Regions from separate parts of the Homo sapiens genome. Here region 1 is linked to region 2. A link is a loop called in an ENCODE intact Hi-C map of the cell type or tissue named here. Cell type or tissue: CD4-positive, alpha-beta T cell. All regions are shown on one strand. Each heading gives the region's core, and the rest is flanking DNA. Links, peaks and the distances in the headings are about the cores only.

The links. Hi-C counts contacts between places; a loop is a spot of excess contacts. Peaks named below come from ENCODE experiments on the same cell type or tissue, not always from the same donor. Only the 100,000 strongest peaks of a DNase experiment are listed, where the experiment ranks them.
Region 1: a loop joins it to region 2, with 8 times the contacts of the local background. A loop is called at or near these places in 12 of 110 quality-filtered maps.

What each region holds. Positions count from the first base shown.
Region 1 is chr10:132,300,547-132,305,977 of GRCh38, reverse strand. All of the region lies in intron 1 of STK32C (serine/threonine kinase 32C), which reads left to right. Among named protein-coding and RNA genes, the nearest start is that of STK32C, 4.7 kb to the left of the region's middle. In CD4-positive, alpha-beta T cell, for the core only: no CTCF peak of the experiment used is centred there; no DNase peak of the experiment used is centred there.
Region 2 is chr10:132,229,793-132,235,223 of GRCh38, reverse strand. All of the region lies in intron 2 of STK32C (serine/threonine kinase 32C), which reads left to right. Among named protein-coding and RNA genes, the nearest start is that of DPYSL4, 46 kb to the right of the region's middle. RefSeq lists an enhancer at 4,892-4,971. In CD4-positive, alpha-beta T cell, for the core only: no CTCF peak of the experiment used is centred there; DNase peaks (open chromatin) are centred at 2,413, 2,683 and 4,823; H3K4me3 peaks cover 988 bases; H3K27me3 peaks cover 190 bases.

The DNA.
Region 1 (5,431 bases), core at 204-5,203, 71 kb before region 2:
GTATTTGCCTGTAGTAGGACGGCAGAGATTCGGCTGACGGTGTCCCACGGATGCTGCTGGCTCCGTATGGCTTGGTATGCAGCCACATCCCCAAACTGAGCACCCGCCGGGACTCAGCTGGGCTTTGTGTGGTGAAATCAGGAGGGCAAGACTAGGCCCTGGCCCGAATAGCAGAGGACATCTCTGGGCGGTGACCGCTTCCCTCCGCTTCTTCCTGTCACTGGCAGGGCACAGACAACTTGGGAGTCATAGCACAGGGTTTGCAGAAGAATGTTCTGCACCTCTGAGTGTGGATGCCGGGGACTCGTGTTGGTGGAAGGGATTCAGTTTGGAAGGAGAAAGGAGAGTCTTTTAGGAAGGGACTGTTGCCCCTGAGTCCCACCCCTTTCAGGTTGGTGCAGTCATTTGCCTGGTACTTTCGTGGCCCCGTGGCAGCACTGGCTTAAGGAGGCCCTGGTGCTGTGTTGGTGTCTCGAGTTTACTGAATCTGCACGGTTGCTATGGCAATGCTAGACCTTCCGATGAATTTTTTAGATTAAAACACCTAATTAATATATCAAATTTAGTATGCAGAGAAAAGGAAAAAAGAAATTAAGAGTGCTGTTTAACAAAGTGCCAGGTAAATTTCAACTGATAGGCATAGTTGCGACATATAAGACTAAATGTCCTCTGTTCCTTTTAATCCTTGTGGACTCCAGAACCATTTTCCTAATTTGGCAGATATTTGGTGCATGTACAGAATTCTCTGCACGTCTTTGTCATGCCAGAACTGAGGGTCTCCAGTTTTCCTTCCCCTCAGCCCCTCACATGCTCCCATTCTATCCCTTCTCTGACTTCGGTGAAAAATTCATTTTTGGGGTTGAACTTGGTTAGGGGGTCTTTCTGCTGCTGCTCTGCACCAGAGCTGCATGGCGTTGGGCGAGCCCCTTCATTCCTCTCTGTCTTGGTGTCCTGGTGATACCAAGTGAACCTGAGAGGAGGCTCCGGTACCTTCCCGCTAAGCAGCTCTGCAACCTGGGGGGCGCTCGCCCGTCTCGGGGTCACAGCATTGAGTCTCCAGCCTGACGTGGCATTAGCCCGCCAGCAGGAAGTAGCTCCTCCCTGAGGGGCTTTGCCTTCATCTGGGGAAGGCTGGAGTGGACAGGCCCTTGCAGGCTGTGGACGGCCCGCCCTGGGCGCCGGGCCGGGCAGGCAGTGAGGCAGGACCAGGGGCCACCAGACTCCTCAAGTCATCTCTTAAAATTAGAAACACCTTTGTTTTTTCCTAATTATGAAAGCATTAAAATGTATGCATTTAAAAACATTCTATACTTTATGCCACGGTATCTGTAACTTCAGCATTGGGATCACGGTGTCACCTCCCAGCCTTTTTCTGGAAATACAGTCCCAGGTACAGCCGTGGAGAAACACTCTCTCTTTGTTAGCAGAAGTGGGATCCTGCTCTGCATGCCAATTTGCCGTAAGGTGCTTGTTGATTCAGCGATATGTTGCCAGCCTCTTCCAGACCTGAGGCATCATTTGTTGGCTGAATTTACAACAGTTCTCAGCCCCAGGCTGTGGACCCGAGTCATTCACTGGGCACTCTTAAAAAATGCAGATGCTCAAGCCCCACACCCGTGAACTGTGGGTGAACTGGGGGGGTTTGGTGGGTTGGGGGTGGGGCTCAGGGGCTCAGGCTTTTTTTTTAAGCCCCTCTTGAGTTTTACCAGCAGTCGAGGCTGAGATTCCCGACTCTGCAGTGCTCCCCTGAGCAGCTGTGACTTTCTCTGCTTACTTAGTTTCCTGTCACAGGACTGTGAGGTGTTTCTGTTTTATAAATATCATAAACGACGTATTGATGAACATCGTTGCAGATCTTTGTGCACTTGGCATTGTTTCCCTAGGATACATTTTTAGGAACGACATTGCTCAGGCAAAGGGGTCCGTGTGAAATACCTTAACACGTGTGGCCGCTCAATTGGTCCCTCTCTGAGCATTGTTTATGGGCCATGCTGTCGTGGGGTAACCGGGCAGAGGGGAAGCAGAGAGACTGACAAGACAGGGAGGCAGGAGCGAGTGCAGTGGGTGGCGGGAGGCACCTGCAGGGGAGAGAACCAGACCACCTGCTGCCAGCGGAGCTGGCGGGAAGGGAAAACCCATTTTCACTTGCTCCAGGAGCGGGAGGGTTTGATCGCCTTTTCCCCTGAATCCTCTCCAGCTTTGGGTATCAGCAATGTTTCTATTCTTTGCCAGTCTAAGAGATTAAAAGATGGCACTCATGCTTTGAGTTTCTTTGATTATCAATGAGGTTCATCATCTTTTTACCTTAAATGTTTAGAGCATTCAGCTCTAAACACATTTCACGTGTTTCCACACTTTTTGAATTGCCTGCCCGCGCTTGTTAGCGGCATGTGTCCTGTGGGATGGCAGCCGCAGGTTCCTCTCGCCCTTCCTGGTACACAGGCTGAGCCTTCAGCAGCTTCCCTCCCACGTTCCTCATTTATCTTTTAATGTTGCTACTTAGCTTTTTTCTCTATGGATGTGTTTAATTTGTGTGTGGTCAGATTCATCATCTGCCTTTGTGGCTGCGTCCGGCCTTGCCTTTATGTGACAGCAGTCCTTCCCAGCACAGTTAATAATAATTTAATTCATAAACCTGCATCTGTACTTTCTTCTAGCGCTTCTGTGGTTTCACTTTTTGCGTTGGAAATTGCAGCCCGTAGGGAGTATCGCTTGACGGAGAGTGAGAAAGCTCTCTCCTTCTCGCATTAGTTCTCCTCTTTCCCAGGATGAGTGCAGTTAGGATGTTTCCCCCTGTAGGGATCTGAGGCCTCCCACGCAGCCCCTCACCGCAGAGCCCCAGGCAGGCTGCGCCCTTGCTGCTCCCGGCCTGTGGGACTGGAGTGGGACCGTTTCCACGCTGGCTGCTGCTGATGTGAAGGAACGCTCCACTTTTACAAGGTTCACCTTGTGTGTGGCTGAGACTTCGCTGCCTCTTGCACATGACTGCACTTGGCTAAATTCTCGTTAGTCTATAGCTTTGAAGTTCATTTTGTTGGCTTTCTGGGTGGTCTGTCACGTTGCCTTGGAGTGACTCTAGTGGCCCCGTGATGGTTTTGCCTCGTTCTTTCCTTATGGTGTTGCCGGAGCTCATGGAGCAGAGAAGAGAGAAGGTCCTGAGCCCAGGGGCTGCCGAGGGCTGGGGACAGCTCCTCCCGCACGGTTGGTATGGACGGGTTGTCCTTCCAGAGCGTCAGCTTAGCCCTAGTGTGGGAAAACTTTCCAGTCAGGTGTGGACTCGCATTTTGGAGGGTGCTCTTTCCTTGCCTCCTGACCCTGTGAGGCAAGGGGTGGGGGCTCTCTGTGTGGCCCAGACACCCATCCCCCACAGTGCAGGCGCTTGGTGGTCAGAAGCCTGGTGGCTGCAGAGGCCCCTGGTCTGGGGTGTGGACTGGGGAGGAGGCCTATGGTCCTGGCCTCCTGCCGGGCACCCCGTCACATGTTTGCTCCTGGCTTCCCCGGTTCTGGGCCCAGCACCGGGTGTCCTGGGGGCCCTTGGGGCAGCTGTGCAGCTTGATGCCTCTTCTCCTTCCCAGCTGTGAGGCTGCTCTAGAATGGACTCGGGACCTACTGTCATACTTTTTATGTAACAAATGTCAGCTCTGCGTGTCTATCCATCTGGTTGTGCATTTTACAAGGCTAAAAATAAGCCGGCTTTTCTTTTAGAACTTGAACCACCCAGCTTTCCAGTGGAGAAGTAATGCGAGGATGCCTTGGAGGTGATTTTGTTGAGGGATTGATTCTCTGCGGGTGAAGCCCAGAGACACTCCAAGGTGATCTGAGGGAGGCAAAGTCACAGACAAGTGTTTCTTCCACACGGAGCCGGGACCACTCAGAGCAGCTTTCCTGCCTGTCCCGGACCCCCAGTCACCCAGGACTTGTGAAAATGCGGCTGACCCAGCCGGCCTGGGGTGGGGCCAGGAGCCCACATTTCCAGCCGGCCCCAGGCGGTGCCAGCGCTGCTGGCCCGCGGACATACTTTGAGTGTGAGAGTTTAGTGAGTATATAGCCGGTGCATCATGGTGAGTGAGGGCAGGAAACCCACGGGGTGCTGGTCCCTTGGCCCGGGCTCCCGATGGGCCTGGAGGGGGATCTCTAACCCTCTGTACCACGGGGTTGCCAGTCATCAGAGGGCGCCTCGCGGTGTGGACTTTTAATTTGCTTTTCCTCCTTCTGTTCCTCTCAGTCCTCTTGAAGGCCCAGCCTTCTCCACACGTGGCCGACGTGCAGCTCCTGGTTCACATCTTGCATTTTCACCCGGCCCAGTAGCCCGCACTGTTTCCTTTACACTGGGATGCGGCATCTGTCTTCTGACCCGGATCTGAGGCAGGGTAGTCTGGTGTGTCCACTGGCGGGTTCCTGGGGAGTGTGGCCCCGTGCTTTTGGGCGGAGCATCCTGTGTCCCCGAGCCCACTGCGGGGCCTTGTCTTCCCCGGGGACCCCCACACCTAACGGGCGCTCCCAGCTGTGTCAGGCAGGACCCTCCTAGGGAGGAACCCGGGTTCCAGGCCAGGCCCTGCAGGACCACTCAGAGCAGCTTCCCAGACTTCCTCTTGAGCCCCTCGGCTCTTACATCAAGTAAGGGCCTGTGCCCTGTGGCCCTGACCCTGTCTCTTCCTGGTTGGGAAGCTCGGAGCTGCATCTGGGTTCACATTAGTGGAGGACCAGGCCTTCTACTTGGTGTCGGGAAGCTCGGAGCTGAATCTGGGTTCACGTTAGTGGGGGACCAGGCCTTCTACTTGGTGTTGGGAAGCTCAGAGCTGATTCTGGGCTCATATTAATGGAGGACCAGGCCTTCTACTGGGCGTTAGGAAGCTTGGAGTTGAATCGGACCTCGTGTTAGTGGACGACCAGGCCTTCTACTTGGTGTTGGGAAGCTCAGAGCTGAATCTGGGCTCACGTTAGTGGACGACCAGGCCTTCTACTTGGTGTCATTTCCCTTCCCAGCCAGATTTTCCTCCTCACCTAAAAAGCTCCGTTGAGCTGTGTGTTTCTCTGAACCTCCCTCTCTGCTGTCTGTGTATAACTGGAGATAAAAATAAAGCTCTGTGAACCACCATTTCTCCTGCTGCTGCTGACTAATACTTGGGCACGTGGCGAGACCTTGGTCTTCTCAGCCACCCTCCTGAGTGGGATGCCGCCTTGTTCGGCTCTGGCTGTCAATGGGGGCGAGTGGCCACCCGGGGTGGTATCTCTGTGCCTGGAGCGCTTCCTTACAGGTCTCCTGCCTGCCCTGGGCGTGGGCAGAGACGCAGGCCCCTCCCCTCTCCCAGTATACAGGCAGACCAACCTGCTGATTGATGATAAAGATCAGAACTTGAGACAGTTTGGGGAAAGCTATAAGCAATACAATTATTGTTATTTGTATGGTATGCCTGCTTCATCAGAAAAC
Region 2 (5,431 bases), core at 237-5,236:
GCCTGGCCTGATTTCTTTTAACATATCTGTTTAATCTGCTTCTGCCATCAAGGGTGGCACACCACTCATACAGCTCACACCACTCACACCACTCACACGGTTCATACCAGTCACACAGCTCACACCACTCACACAGTTCATACCAGTCACACAGCTCACACCACTCAGACAGTTCATACCACTCACAGTTCACACTGCTCACACCGCTCACACCAGTCACAGCTTCACCTTGCTTTCTTCCCCAACCGTGTGTCTGGTGCCCCCTGTACAATGTGTATCCCTGCCCTAGGTCCCTTCACAGCCACATCACTTGCCCTGGTGGGCGTGCCACACAAGCTTCCCACCTGCCCCGGTGGGCATACTGCACAAGTGTCCAATGGCTGCTGTAACAAATTAGCCCATGTGCAAGGCTTTGAACAACACAGACTTCCTGTCTTTACCTGACCTCCAACCCCCAAGGCCCCCCCAGCAGCTCATGAGAGCCACAGGCTCGAGGCAGCCAGAGATGCAAGAAGAGGTGGTCCCTGACTGACAGGAACGGATGGCAGCCACACCTGCCCCGGCATCCCACCACTCCCCAAGCAGGAGGGGGAGAGCCCTGGCATGAAGGGGCCGGAAGCTCAGAAGGGGCCATACAGAGCACAGGATGCAGGGTGTGGAGGGTGAAACCCTTTGGGCTCAGAGCTGTGTGGAAACAGGTGAGAGAAAGCTCTCTGAGTGAAGGAGCACCCAGAGTCCCCCCAAGAATTCATAGAGACCTCACCTAGCAGCAGGGCAAGGCAGAAAAAGCGAAGTGGGCAAACCTGCTGGAGGAACCCCCGCTGTTTCAGAGGGGACCGTGGCAAGGCATGGGAATGTGGCAGAAGAGGAAGGGACGTGGAGGTGCCTCCCAGAACTCGGGGATGCATCGGGAAGTGTCAGGAGGACACAAGGGAGAAACAGCGGCAGAGCTCCCTTGGAAGCGGCTGTCAAGCTCGGGCAGCATGGAGGGTGGCCCTCAAGATGGATCACGGATTATGCACATCCTGCACACAGGTCCTCGATCCCAGGGCGAGGAGAGCTGGGAGTAGCCAGGCAAGGTGTTAAGAGCCTTGGTTATCCCCAAGTGGGAGAGTCCACGAGGCCACAGGTTCTCAGCCACTCAGGAGCAGCATCTCCAAGCTCTGTTTGAAGATAGCCAAGAATCCCAGACCTCATCGGAACGATCGCTTGCATGCAAGCACCAGAAAACAGTATGTCCATAGTAGTTCCACAGTGGCGAGGACTCAGACGGCGCCCCAGCCCATCTGCTCTTCCAAGCCCAGTAAGGCTCCAGCCAGCATGAAGCAGCTGAGGGGAGGCAGCTGTTGCCGAAGGGGCCATCCTGCAGTCGCAGCAACTGTGTGCCTTAGCCCCACGGCAATGTTCTGACTAAACAAGGGCTTTAGGCGGGAGCGCGTGTGGGCCTGGGAGGTAGCTCCGTCCCCTGGGAAGCCGGTGGGCTGAGTGCCCCTGCCTGGCCACCAACACCTGACAGCCATAGGGCATGGGGGGTTCCCAGCCTCTTGGGACAAAGACCCCCCTCTGCCATCTGCAGTGGATGGAACAAGAGCCTCAGTGCCAGGTGGTGCCATCGCAGCATGGCCACTACAGCCGCCACCCAGGCCCCTTGGTGAGCTTGCCAGGGTCCACCTCTTCTTGAGAGGTTTGTGGCCTCGTGAGGCGTCTTAACTTCACCAGCCATGGCCTAGGAAGCAGCCACTAGGCATCGGGGGAAAACTGAAACCCCAAAACGGATTCCCACTCACCGCGTTAGAATCCTGAGCTCATCCAGGGAGAGGGACCTGGGACAAGTGGCCTATGGGACACAGCTTCTCAGGGACGTCAAGAGAACAGCTTCAGGGGGGTCTCAGGAGGGGCAGGAGGAGAGTGAGAGATGGAACTGCCTCTGGAGTGCACGGGAGCCCGGTTCTGCCTGGGGGACCCCTCTGCCTCCAGTGCCCTCCCCAGAGGCCCCATACTGGGCTGCACCTTCTTCAGCCGCTGCAGACACCTTCTCCAGCCCCGTCCTGGGCACTGACCCTCCCGTTTTTGTGGTACCCAGCACTGAACCCTGGGAGGGAGCCTGCCTTGCCCTGTCCCGCCCTGCTGTCCCCACGTCCCCAGGCTCTACTTCTCCTTGGGACACCAGAAGCTCCCCCAGGAAGGATTAGGAGGTGGTTTCATTATACCGTTTAGAGGCCTTAGGTACTTGTGGTCAGGCATTTGCTTCTGGGGAACAAAAATTACTTGGAAAGAGAAAGAGCTTGGGTGAATCACTTAAATCTGCCAAATGCATAAACAGCATTTGGTTGAATTGGCAGTCACATGGCTGCAGGCACCAGCCTGTTCCGGGTGGCGCTGTGGCCTCCCCGTCAGTGGCGTTTCATAGGAAAAGCCCAGGGCTCCGGGTGGCGCTGTGGCCTCCCCGTCAGTGGCGTTTCATAGGAAAAGCCCAGGGCTCCGGGTGGCGTTGTGGCCTCCCCATCAGTGGCGTTTCATAGGAAAAGCCCAGGGCTCCGGAGCCCGGGGTTGGCTTGTTCCTCTTTGTGGTGAGACCTCAAACTCCATTTTCTCTTTGGGCTTAAGTTGGTGATTGGAGGAAGCGGCTGGGAAAGCAGGGACCAGTTTCCTGGAGGAAGCGTTTGAGTCGGACCTGCCTGCCCTCAGCCCCCCAGGCCTGGTCATAAAAGGCCGCCGGTTTCCAGTCTTTTTTGTAAACACTGCTCTGCGTGATCTCGGGTGCTGAGGTCCCTCCAGACAGAGACTGCACCAAACCCAGGGCTTTACGCCACCGCTCGTTGGAGCCTCCTGCATCAGGGGCCCGAGGGAGCCTGCCGGACCCGCCCTCTTCTCTGTTGTCTTCACCTAAGAGCACTTTGATGTGATTGACTTAATCAAATCCATTTCAACGGAAAACCCCACACCACCCCAAACCACCTTCAACGTGCCTGACAGTCCAGGCCTCAGAGGGCGGGTCCTAGTGATAAGGGGCAGGACAGGCTCCCCACCTGCTGGCCTGGGTCAGAAAATGGTGAAGGAGATTAGGGGAAGTGGGCTGCTGGGTTGGCAGGTGCTCCGGTGAGGGCGCAGCGTGAGCGCAGGTGAGGCTGCTGCCTGCAGGCGTGGCCGCAGGTGCTCAGAGTCTGCAGGGTGTTATCAGGGATGCAGAGACACAGGAGGCGTGGAGAAAGCGAGTTTCCCGCCACAACCAAGTTCCGTAGCTCAGTGTCTGCAAACAACAGAAGTTTCTCTTGTAGTCCTGGAGATGGGAAGCCTGAGACCTGGCAGGGTGGGCCCTCTGGGCGGCTCCGTGGGAGGACCCGCTGTGCCTTCTCCCGGCGTCTGGTGGCTGCTGGCCACTCGTGGTGTCCTCAGCTTGCCGCCATGTCACTCCATTCCCAGGCTGGCATCTTCACATCACTGCCTCTGCTCCACCTTCACACTCCCTCGCCCCCATGCCTGCGTCATCTTCTCTTTTCTGTCTTTTATCAGGGTGTCTATCATTGGCTTTAGGGCCCATCCCAATTCAGGACCTCCAGATCCTCAACTTAATTACATCTTCAGAGACCTTTATTCCGAATAAGGCCACATTCCGAGGCTCCTGGTGGCTGTGTCTTTTGGGGACGCACTCGGGCCTGCTGTGAGGGATCGAGGCGTTTCCACCAGGGTCTCCAGGGAGGCACCATGGCCACTCACCCTGCACTGCCAGTACCTTGCATGGGGCTGGCATATAGGAAGACTTGCAAGCTTTTCTTGAACTGCAGTTGAGCTGAGAATGTTCCAGGACACAGAGCCCAAAGACTCGGGAGACCTGAGTGTAACCCTGCCTCCCCTTGCTCCTCAGGGCAGCTCCTCCCACAGGGCCAGGCCAGGGGCTTGGACTGTGGCTGATGGCTCCACCATCCAGGCAGTTTGTTTCCCAGGTGGGGTAACAGGCTGGAGGCAAGTGGATCTGCTGCTTTGTTCTGGTGGACAGCAGAGCCGTGGGTGTGCGAGGCCAGGCCCTGTCTCGAGGTGGCTCTTCTGTCCCTGCTCCCTGGCTGTGGGTGATGGGATGCGTGTGACGGGGAGAGCAGGCTTGGGTCACAGGGCCAAGGGGCTGGTCCCAGATGGAGCCCAGGCCACATGCTTGGGAAAGCGGGTGGTCCTGGGTGAGCCTGTCTGGCAGGAGGGTGAGGTCCTGTCTGGAGTAGACACCCGGTCTGTGTCCGCCGCACATGTGACAGGGCCCAGAGGGCACGGGAAGCCCAGGTGCCCTGTCCCCTGGTGAGTGGGCTGTGGGGGTTGAGCACCCCAAGGGAAGGCGTGTTCTTCCAGAGATTCCCCCGTAAGAGCTGAGCTGCATCGTGAGCAGGAGGGGCAGAGGGAGCCTGGAGAGGGTTGGGTCGCCTGGGCAGGCAGCTTTCTGGGGTGGTGCACAAGCGACAGAAAGCCTGAGGCTTGGGACCGGCTGAAGACGGCCTTGGGCTGCGGGTGCTGGCGCCGCTCCAGGCAGAGGTGGGCTCTGCAGCCCCCCCCCCCCCGCCAGCTTCCCCCCCAGCAGCAAGAGCCCTGGCCCCAGCCAGTGGCCCCAAGCCAGGCTCCTGAGGGGCAGAGGGTGAGGGCCGGATTTTCCACCATATTTGTCTCACAGCCTGTCTGGTCCCAGCCCCAGGGCAACAAACAGCCTTTCTGGAGCAGTTTCCAGACCTGCAGTGGCCGCCTTGAGCCTGCAGTGACCGTCTGCAGGAGGCCGCGGGTGCTGGGGCTGGCGCAGGAAAGCACCGTTGCTTCTGCGCCTGTGCAGAGTGAGGCTGGGGCTTCCATCCCGGGCACGGGACTCCTCGGCCTCCTGCGGCCGTGTGCATGGGAGGAAGGCCGTGCTGCCGAGCCACGCGACTCTGCCCCGTTGGCAGTGGGAAGCGGCAGGAGGGGGTCCTGCCAGGGGCAGCCAGGGGCTGCTGCAGCTTACGCTCACTGTCATTCTGAAACCCTCAACTGGCTTTCAAAATAACAATTTAAAAAATGGTCATAGGAAATGCAGGAAGTTCAGGAGAAATCCCGCCCCGCCCCGCCCTCCCAAGGCGGCCTCGTTCAAGCTTAGTCTCCGTCTGTTCTCGGGCTGCCTGCAGCTGCCCCCGCTCCTCAGCAGGTGTGGCCGCGTGTTCAGGAGCCCCCATCAGCACACGCGCCTCTGGGCAGCCCCCAACACAAGGCTCTTCCTGTCCCTTCAGGCTCAGCTTTCCCCTCCCACCGGGCAGGGAGGTGCTGAGGCCACGCCTGTTGTCAGCTTCCTGGAGAGGCCATACTTAGAGCCCATGGTGCCAGGCCAAGCCACTGTCTCCCGCACCACAGTGCTGCAGCCGGATCCACCCAGGCCACCGCTTGGCACCATCAGACATGCTTTCTTAGTTTGGGCCAGCCCGGTGCT